Regions from separate parts of the Homo sapiens genome. Here regions 1 and 3 are each linked to region 2. The links are chromatin contacts, found by Hi-C or POLR2A ChIA-PET in ENCODE. All regions are on one chromosome and are shown on one strand. The core of a region is the stretch at or near the end of the contact, and the rest is flanking DNA. Distances in the headings are between cores, read along the strand shown. Region 1 overlaps EIF2B3 (eukaryotic translation initiation factor 2B subunit gamma). Region 2 holds the start of HECTD3 (HECT domain E3 ubiquitin protein ligase 3). Region 3 overlaps EIF2B3 (eukaryotic translation initiation factor 2B subunit gamma).

What was found. Hi-C counts contacts between places; a loop is a spot of excess contacts on that map. ChIA-PET counts read pairs that join two places held with the same protein, here RNA polymerase II (POLR2A). Pooled maps may share reads with other maps.
Region 1: a loop to region 2 is called in a map of endothelial cell of umbilical vein, with 15 times the contacts of the local background. The contact joins the enhancer-like site here to the promoter of HECTD3 in region 2. A Hi-C loop is called at or near these places in 5 of 168 maps with a recorded cell type or tissue (K562, MCF 10A, PC-3 and 2 more) and 9 of 50 pooled maps. POLR2A ChIA-PET finds 5 or more read pairs at or near these places in 11 of 52 experiments (AG04449, AG04450, HCT116 and 8 more).
Region 3: a pooled map shows a loop between it and region 2 (3-fold over the local background). The contact joins the enhancer-like site here to the promoter of HECTD3 in region 2. A Hi-C loop is called at or near these places in 4 of 50 pooled maps. POLR2A ChIA-PET finds 5 or more read pairs at or near these places in 8 of 52 experiments (AG04450, H1, HEK293 and 5 more).

Annotation. Positions count from the first base shown.
Region 1 is chr1:44,923,802-44,926,944 of GRCh38, reverse strand. It overlaps EIF2B3 (eukaryotic translation initiation factor 2B subunit gamma), which reads left to right. Exons shown (of 12, transcript NM_020365.5): 5 at 206-317. Among named protein-coding and RNA genes, the nearest start is that of EIF2B3, 61 kb to the left of the region's middle. Within about 2 kb of position 1,729, at least 4 of the 41 ENCODE cell types and tissues checked have a DNase peak (open chromatin) inside an H3K27ac peak, as active enhancers do; they include PC-3 and endothelial cell of umbilical vein, where a contact is called at or near this core.
Region 2 is chr1:45,009,425-45,012,573 of GRCh38, reverse strand. HECTD3 (HECT domain E3 ubiquitin protein ligase 3) reads left to right here and starts at 1,250. Exons shown (of 21, transcript NM_024602.6): 1 at 1,250-1,685; 2 at 1,868-2,028; 3 at 2,281-2,373; 4 at 2,453-2,588; 5 at 2,891-3,006; 6 at 3,092-3,149. The coding sequence starts at 1,317. UROD (uroporphyrinogen decarboxylase) reads right to left here and starts at 320. Exons shown (of 10, transcript NM_000374.5): 1 at 289-320. The coding sequence starts at 308. RefSeq lists enhancers at 224-353, 394-443 and silencers at 1,204-1,333, 1,414-1,583.
Region 3 is chr1:44,945,477-44,948,488 of GRCh38, reverse strand. The region is part of intron 3 of EIF2B3 (eukaryotic translation initiation factor 2B subunit gamma); the gene reads left to right. Among named protein-coding and RNA genes, the nearest start is that of EIF2B3, 40 kb to the left of the region's middle. Within about 2 kb of position 1,313, at least 9 of the 41 ENCODE cell types and tissues checked have a DNase peak (open chromatin) inside an H3K27ac peak, as active enhancers do.

The DNA.
Region 1 (3,143 bases), core at 480-2,979, 86 kb after region 2:
CAGGCTGGTCTCAAAGTCCTGACCCCAGGTGATCCACCCACCTTGGCCTCCCAAAGTCTTGGGATTACAGGCGTGAGCCACTGCACCCACCCTTCAATCCTGTGTTGTTTCCAAGAGCACTGAGCAGATACTGTGTTCCCTGGTGTATTCATACAGGCAGGGCAAATGGCTTTATTTGATTTTTTTTTTCTTTTGTATGATTCAGTGGAGCAGCGTGACTTCATTGGAGTGGACAGCACAGGAAAGAGGCTGCTCTTCATGGCTAATGAAGCAGACTTGGATGAAGAGCTGGTCATTAAGGGATCCATCCTACAGAAGTAAGCCCTAGGGTTTTTTCTTCTGGCAATTCTCCTTGTCTTAAAACAAAATAAAACCACCCAGTGGATGGGAAAGAGGGAATGAAAACTAGACTATACTGTGTGAAATTGACAAAAGTATGTGAATATTTTTCCCATGAGACAGGATGAAGGCTTTTCTTCACTGCATAAGCCTGTTTCCCTGTCTTTTCTTGCCAAGGTAGAGCCAAATCCTGCAAAAGAGTAAAGCAAAGCAGCTGTGAGGAGAACAGGACTGTCTTTCTGACAGTGTTATAAATCCCCTTTAAAAAAAAAAGTGGTAAAAAAAACACATGACATAAAATGTACCATTGTAACCTTTGTTTTTTTGTTTTGTTTTGGTTTGGTTTGGTTTGGCTTTGGTTTTTGTTTTAAGTTTTTTGAGACTGAGTCTCACTCTGTCACCCAGGCTGGAGTACAGTGGTGCAATCTTGGCTCACTGCGACCTCTGCCTCCTGGGTTCAAGTGATTCTCCTGCCTCAGCCTCCTGAGTAGCTGGGATTACAGGTATGCGCCACCACGCCCAGCTAATTTTTGTATTTTTAGTAGAGACGGAGTTTCACCATGTTGGCCAGGCTGGTCTCTAGCTCCTGACCTCAAGTGATCCGCCCACCTCGGCCCCCCAAAGTGCTAGGATTACAGGCGTGAGCCACCGTGCGGCCCATTCTAAGTGGCCTTTTTTTTTGGAGAGGGAGTCTTGCTCTGTTGCCCAGGCTGGAATGCAATGGTGCAATCTTGGCTCACTGTAACCTCCGCCTCCCAGGTTCAAGCGATTCTCCTGCCTCAGCCTCCCAAGCAGCTGGGACTACAGGCATGTGCCACCACACCCAGCTAATTTTTGTATTTTTAGTAGATACGGGGTTTCACCATATTGGCTGGGCTGGTATTGAACTCCTGACCCGTAGTCCACCCGCCTCAGCCCCCAAAGTGCTGGGGATTACAGGAGTGAGCCACCGTGCCCAGCCCTAAGTGGCCATTTTTAAGTGAACAGTTGAGTAGTGTTAAATGTGTTCACATTGTGGTGAAACAGATCTCGAGAACTTTCATCTTGCAAATCTGAAATTCTATACCTATCAAACAACAGCTCCCCTCCCCATTTTTTTCTCCCCGCAAGGCCTTGCTACCCACGATTCTACTTTAAATATCTAAGTGAAATCATACAATATTGGTCTTTTTGTGACTGGCTAATTTTACTTAGCATAATGTCCTCAAGGTTTGTCCATGCCGTAGCATATAACGGATTTCGTTTTTTTTAAGGCTGAATAATACTCCGTTGTATGTATGTAGCCACATTTTGTCATCCATTTATCTTCTGACAGACATTTGAGTTGCTGCCACCTCTTGGCTATTGTGAATAGTGCTGCAGTGAACGTGGGTGTACAGACATCTCTTCAAGACCTTGCTTTCAGTTCTTTTGGATATATATTTAGAAGTGGGATTACTGGATCATATGGTAGAGAACTATGATGTTTAATTTTTTGAGGAAACTACATACTGTTTCCATGGCATTTTCACTATTTTACAATCCCACCAACAGTGCATAAGAGCCCCAGTTTCTCCACACCAGTACTTACATGGTAGCTGGTCTCAGATACAGAAGGAAAAGAGAATTCATTTATGTTATATCAAAACAAATAAAACATCTGGGCAGAGCCATGACTCAAGCATGAGTAAGCTCAAAAGAATCAGAATGTCAGCTGTACAAATATACTACAGAAAACAAAATGAAAGCAAGAAAAATGTCCCGTAAAAGACAAAGAAGCTATCCTGAAAAGAATATAACTCAAGAAACAGAAGAAATTTTCTTAAAACTATGCAACTGTATAACCATAAAACTACTTATTACAACATGAATTTAATAAATAAAAGTTCAGTAATGAGATGATAAAAAAGAGGATATTATAGAACCAAAAAAAAGAGGATTGGCCAGGCATGGTGGCTCACGCCTGTAATTCCAGCACTTTGGGAGGCAGAGGCAGGTGGATCACAAGGTCGGGAGATCGAGACTATCCTGGCTAACACAGTGAAACCCCGTCTCTACTAAAAATACAAAAATTAGCCAGGCGTGGTGGCATGTGCCTGTAGTCCCAGCTACTTGGGAGGCTGAGGCAGGAGAATTGCTTGAACCCAAGAGTCAGGGGTTGCAGTGAGCCTAGATTGCGCTGGGCGACAGAGTGAGACTCGGTCTCAAAAAACAAACAAAAACAAACAAACAAAAAAAGGATTAAATTATTACAGAGTTAATAAATTTTAAAATAGCTAAAGAATGGCATAGACACCACTGAAAATCAAATTATTGACAAAGAGGAATGGTCTGAGATATCAGTGATCTAGGTAAAAAAGAAAATCGTTTAAGAAATTAGAATCTCTGGCTGGGCGCGGTGGCTCACGCCTGTAATCCCAGCACTTTGGGAGGCCTAGGCGGGGGGATCACGAGGTCAGGAGATCAAGACCATCTTGGCTAACACGGTGAAACCCTGTCTCTACTAAAAATACAAAAAATTAGCTGGGTGTGGTGGCAGGCACCTGTAGTCCCAGCTACTCGGGAGGCTGAGGCAGGAGAATGGCATGAACCTGGGAGGCAGAGCTTGCAGTGAGCCGAGATTGCACCGCTGTACTCCAGCCTGGGTGACACAGCGAGACTCTGTCTCAAAAAAAAAAAAAAAAAAGGAAAGAAATTAGAATCTCTGAGGTTGGAGGATTGCTTGAGCCTAGGAGGTTGAGGCTGCAGTGAGCCATGATTGTACTACTGCACTCCAGGCTGGGTGACAGAGTGAGACCCTGTCTCAAAAAAATGAAAGAAAGAAA
Region 2 (3,149 bases), core at 1-2,500:
GGGCTGGTTCAGGGGCTGAGAAATACCCAGGCTGGGGGATAAAGAGGGATCAGAGTTGATGGTCCCAGAATAGAGATCCTGGTTGGAAATCCTGAGGCATCCCTTGAATTAAGGCCCTGGGATGAACATCTCAAAAATCCATGGTTTTAGGATTCAGGATCCCAGCTAACGGAGTTCAGGTTGGGAGGTCTCCAGGGTGGGGAAAGGGGAGTAGAGGGATAGAGTCCTGAGTTGGAAGACTCAAATTAGAAGCCCGGCTAGCCACACCGCGTGCTCTGGAGAACTCACCCCAACCCATTCGCTTCCATGGTCAGCTGTCTGTAACTGCGAGCTCAATCCACAATTTAACCTGAATCTGAGCCTGCCCCCCAGTCCAGGCTCCGCCCCTTTCTGTAGGGAACCAAGAGCGTCGCCATGTTGAAGATCACATGATCGGACTCCAGCGACAGCTCCAGGGCTGCCCTGGCTGCTGCCCGTAGGACCCCTACCTTTTTTCACCGTAAAGTTTGCTGTAGCGACGCAACAACAAAGGCCCAAAAGAAAACTCCGCTGTAAATGTATCTTACGGTGACATGAGGAATTTGTTCTCATCTGACAGTCTGGGTATCCGGAGGCTTGGCGCAAGTCCCACTCATGATACCAACAGTCTTATCCAGCCAGGTCCATACTATAGCCTGGACCTATAGTAGGTGCAGAGGTTAGCTCTGCTCAAGACAGCCCCAGCCTTTAAGGAGCTACAAGACTGGGGAAACAGAAATCAGCAATCACATTAAAATGAATAATGATCTCCAGTGTCCTTGGGATTAGGAGTGACAAACAGAATCAACCCTAATGACTCAAGACTCCTGTCAGTGGCAGGGGAAGGGGCCATTGTCTCAAACACTTTAATCACACCACCCATAGGATAGGGAGTCCAGCAGATTCGCTGGGAGTGGGAGGAAAAACAGCAGGCCGAAGAACCAGAAAAATGACTGTTGGCAATGACCCAGGCTAGCTAGAATGGTGACTTGAATGAGGGTAGTAGCAGTAGAGATAAAATGGTAGTCACAAGGAAATGGAGAGAGGGAGATTGATCAGGTAGCAATCACCAATCTTGGGTTTGGTCGGCTGGGTTAGGGTGGCACAGAGATAAGTAATATGGTTGAGTGTGGGAGTACACAGTCCAATACAGTGAGAGCTGGGGTGCGCTTAGTCCAGAACATACGGCAAAGGCTGGCCAAAGGCGGGGAAGGGCGTGGTGGGAAGCTCTGTCCGCGGTCGCGCCAGCTGTTCCCCGGGCAGGGTCGCCTCTAGGTGCTCACCTCCGCCACTTCGCCATGGCGGGTCCTGGCCCGGGCGCGGTGCTGGAGTCCCCCCGGCAGCTGCTGGGCCGCGTGCGCTTCTTGGCAGAGGCAGCGCGGAGCCTCCGCGCCGGGCGGCCGCTGCCAGCAGCGCTGGCTTTCGTGCCGCGAGAGGTGCTCTACAAGCTTTACAAGGACCCAGCGGGACCGTCGCGCGTGCTTCTGCCGGTGTGGGAGGCAGAGGGCCTGGGGCTGCGTGTGGGCGCCGCAGGCCCAGCCCCCGGTACCGGCTCCGGGCCCCTCCGCGCCGCCCGCGACAGCATTGAGCTCCGGCGCGGCGCCTGCGTGCGCACCACGGGCGAGGAGCTGTGCAATGGCCACGGGCTCTGGGTGAAGCTGACAAAGGTGCGCTCTTCCCTGCCCAGGACCCGGTAAAAGACCCCTGGGGCCAGAGAAACCTCTGGCTGTTTGCCTTTTCTCCCCTGTATTGAGTTGGCATTGCGTTCGGCGCCCTTTGCCCTGGGCTGGGCACGACAGGCGGCTGGGCAGTTCCCTGACGGCTGTCCCCATCCTACGCGTCCCGGCAGGAGCAGCTGGCAGAGCACCTGGGCGACTGCGGGCTGCAGGAAGGCTGGCTGCTGGTGTGCCGCCCGGCGGAGGGCGGAGCCCGCCTGGTACCCATCGACACTCCCAACCACCTCCAGCGGCAGCAGCAGCTCTTTGGCGTGGATTATCGGCCGGTGCTCAGGTACTGCACTTGAAGGAGCGGGGCTGGCTGTCAGAAGGCCGGGCCAGGAGGGCTTGGGAACACTTCAGCCACAGCCTGGGGTGGGTGGGATACTGGAGCGGAGGCAGGGTTAAGAGCAGAAAGGGGCGGGACGTGAAGGGGGCTCGGAGGGAGACTGGGAGATAGAGCCCTGAAGAAGGCTACACGGCATGGAGGTAGTGTCTTGCTGACCGCTGATGTCTCCCCATCCCACTCCCTACTCTGTGCCCACAGGTGGGAACAGGTGGTGGACCTGACATACTCACATCGCCTGGGATCGAGACCTCAGCCGGCAGAGGCATACGCAGAAGCTGTACAAAGGCTACTGTGAGTGAGCTGGAATGGGGTGGGGAGGAAGGAGCTCTGCGTCTGGGCCCAGTCTAATTAGGGGCTTGGGGTTGCTTAGCTATGTACCCCCGACATGGACCTACGAGTGCGACGAGGACCTGATCCACTTCTTGTATGACCACCTGGGCAAGGAGGATGAGAACCTGGGTAGCGTGAAGCAGTATGTGGAGAGCATAGACGTTTCCTCCTACACGGTGGGTGCTGGGGCTCCTCCCACCCCAGGCAAGATATAGTCACACCCCTCAAGGCTAGATCCAGAAAGAACCCCCACCTGCAGGCCAGGACTAAAACAGGGTCCCCACAGGCCACACTCAGTTCAGCTCCCCATCTTGGACGTCTATAGGACCCCTTACATACCCAGCGGCCCCCTATCCCATACCAGTTGCCTGTTAGCCCAACTTCACTATGCTTTCTCTCTGGTGCTCCTGGCCCAGAGCACAAGCCCAGTGCAGGGAGGGAGGGTAACTGCTGACTTCACGTCTCTGCCCCTCCCCAGGAGGAGTTCAACGTGTCCTGCCTGACAGACAGCAATGCCGATACCTACTGGGAGAGCGATGGGTCCCAGTGCCAACACTGGGTACGGCTTACTATGAAGAAGGGCACCATTGTCAAGTAAGTAGGCTCTGGGCAGGACAGGGTGGGTGGGCTATGTCCCTGTGGGTTCACAAAGACTCATATTCACACTCTGACCCTTCAGGAAGCTGCTACTCACAGTGGATACCACAGATGACAACTTTATGCCAAAGCGGGTGGTG
Region 3 (3,012 bases), core at 64-2,563, 64 kb after region 2:
GGTGTCTTTGAGCAGGGAAAAGACATATGCAGTAGAAATTAGAGTATGGATTAGAATAAGGGAAAACTGGAGCAAGAGAGACACCAGCCAAGAGACTGGAAGAAGATTTTGAGACCTGAACTAAGGCAGTGCAATAGGGGAAGAGTAGGGGACAGGGCAGGAGAGGAAGGACTTCCATCCTGGACTATGGGCGGATTTCTGGCATCAGATTCTGGATGGTAGCAACAGCATGATTAAACTAAGGAATATAGTAAGGATATTTAGCTGTGAGCCCAAGGATTATCACATTTCTTACTTACTGACTGAGTTGGTCATTTCCCTTCCTAGAGCTACTGCCCCAACCTCAGTGAAAACAATGTGGCAGTTGGCCCTTGGCCTTGCACTTTGAGGACTATAGACTGGAATCTTTTCCAAGCATTTTAAACCAAAACTGAGGTCTCCATTGCAGTTAGCCTTTGGTGTTTATTCAAGCACACAAACTATGCCAGGTGCAGTGGCTCATGCATGTAATCCCAGCATTTTGGGAGGCTGAGGCAGGAGGATTGCTTGAGTCCAGGAGTTTGAGACCAGCCTGGGCAATATAGGGAGACCCCTTGTCTAAAAAAAAAGAAAAGAAAAGAAAAAGCACACAAACTACTCTTGGGGATTTGACTGGGATTGGACCACATAGGAAAATGTAAAATGTGACCTTCATAGTCACACCAAGTAGCTGAATTCATGAGTTCCATATGGGCAGGGGTGGCATGCAGGCTGGTGATTTGGATCATAGCCATTATTTGTGGAAGCACTGGGTGAGTAGAGAAGCATGGTAGTTACCTTGCCCTGACAGTTTTTTTCCAAGGGAGTAAATGTGTTTTTCTTTCTCCTTGTCATAAGAAATCGGTTGCCAGATTGTGTTATTTATAACAATCTGTCATGGAACAGCTGCCAGGAAAAGAAAAGAGGCTATTCCCAGTAGCTCTCCTCACCTCCCGCCCCACCACTACAGCCACACACACACACATCCGGTTTTCTGATTTAACCTTTTTTCCCCTCTAATTTTACTCAGTGGTTTTGGCTTGATCGAAAATGTTCTTGTAATGAGAGATTTCTGGGCTTTGCCATGGCTTGGTAATTGGGTTTTCTGAGCTTAATTTGTTTACTTTAGTCAAGACTAACTGGCAGCAGTTTGGATTTTGAATTCCTGGGTGTTTTGGACACTTTAAACACTAAAGTGCTGCCTTCCCTTGAAACCTTGCATGTTTCTATATTGTCAAGAGTGCACACATCTGCTTTCCTTCTGAGTTGTGCTTTCTGCCCTTGACATTGCCCTGGCTTCTCTAGAGGAGCAGGCTTGGGATGAGGCATACCAATGACTGTTGGAATAGTGAGTAGGGAGATCTTTGGAGAGGCCAGTTGGTCTCTGCAGAAGAGGCATACTGTTGGCATTAGAAAAGAAGTGGGTCCATGAAACAAAGGCAGCTGAGTGTTGGCATGTTCAGGGAACTTTAAAATTAACTGCATTTCTGACACACAGTTGCTTCACAGTCCAAACAGTCCATGTTTATTCATGGCTTGTGGTCACACATGATCAAAAATACTTCTCTGGGTCTTATCAGTTTTTCTACTTTCTCTCTCTGGGCTCCAGTTACTAGAAAGCCATTTGCATTCCTAGAATGGGCTTTACATTTTAGAATAAAAATAAAAACAATGATCATTTCTTTCTGTTACAGCGTTTATAAAATCAGGCCAGGCTCAGTGGCTTATGCCTGTAATTCCAGCACTTTGGGAGGCTGAGACAGGAAGATCACTTGAGCCTAAGAGTTTGAGACCAGCCCTGGCAACATAGTGAGATCCCGTCTCTACAAAAAAAAAAAAAAAAGAAGAAGAAGAAGAAATTAAAATTAGTGGACATAGTGGCATGTGGTGCCTGTAGTCCCAGCTACTTAGGAAGCCGAGGTGGTAGGATGCTTGAGTCCAAGAATTTGAGGTTACAGTGAGCTATGATCACACCTCTGCACTCCAGCCTGGGCAACAGACTGAGACCCTGTCTCAAAAAAAAAAAGGTATTATGAAGGTATAAGTGTGATTTAGCTTTCCTTTCTTTCTTCTTCTGAGATTTCCAGCTTTGGAAATTGATCAGACAACAAACACTTTCCTTTGGAAGTGATGGAGTTGCACAGAGGATGAGATGTGTTTGGTCTCAGTGACTCTTACATGGTGCATTCTCTGGGAACAGAGGCAGGAGAGGGGCTGATGGAACAGCACCTCCGTCTGTATGCTAGGCCCTGTTCTTTCAGACCCACGCCTTTCTTTTCACACTAAGAACAGATGGCAACCAGACATTGAGTGGAGGGGTCTGTTCCTTGTGATCCTTGGGGATTTTGCATTCAGTTTAGCAAAAAGTCATCAAAACGCAAAGAGAGAAATGAGCCTACAGCCTGTTCACAATTATGCAGGACTTGTTTGGCATTCACTGTACTGACAGATTTAAACACTTTTGCAGATATCGAATGATAACAGCATTTATTTGCCAAGACAACATTGTTACCACTTCTGAGGCATCTGCATTGGAGTCATTTTCTTGATTTTGGAGTATACTTAATAGTTCAATTTATTGTAGATCAGTAAACTTGCAAAAAAACAGCCATCTTATTAGAGAAACTTAGAAAAATAGAAAGGGGATTTTTTTCCTCAGCAAATTGTCATTTTCATTCTGATGAAATGGGGCAACTTCTGTACTGTTGTAATGACAACTCTGTGAATGTCTTTAGTAATGATTTGTCTCCTTGTCTTTCTAAGCATTGTTCTAAGTAGGATTCTGCAGGCTGTTTCTTTAGTTTGTATGTATGTGGTCTGATTTGTTCACGTTTGCTGCTTCCTGCATGGTGAGTTGCAGGTGTAGGGTTTTTTTTTTTCCTAAAGAGATGTTTATGGGAACTTTTTTTTTTTTTTTGAGACGGAGTCTTGCGCTGTTACCCAGGCTGGAGTGCAGTGGCGCGATCTCGGCTCACGGCAAGCTCCGCCCCCTGG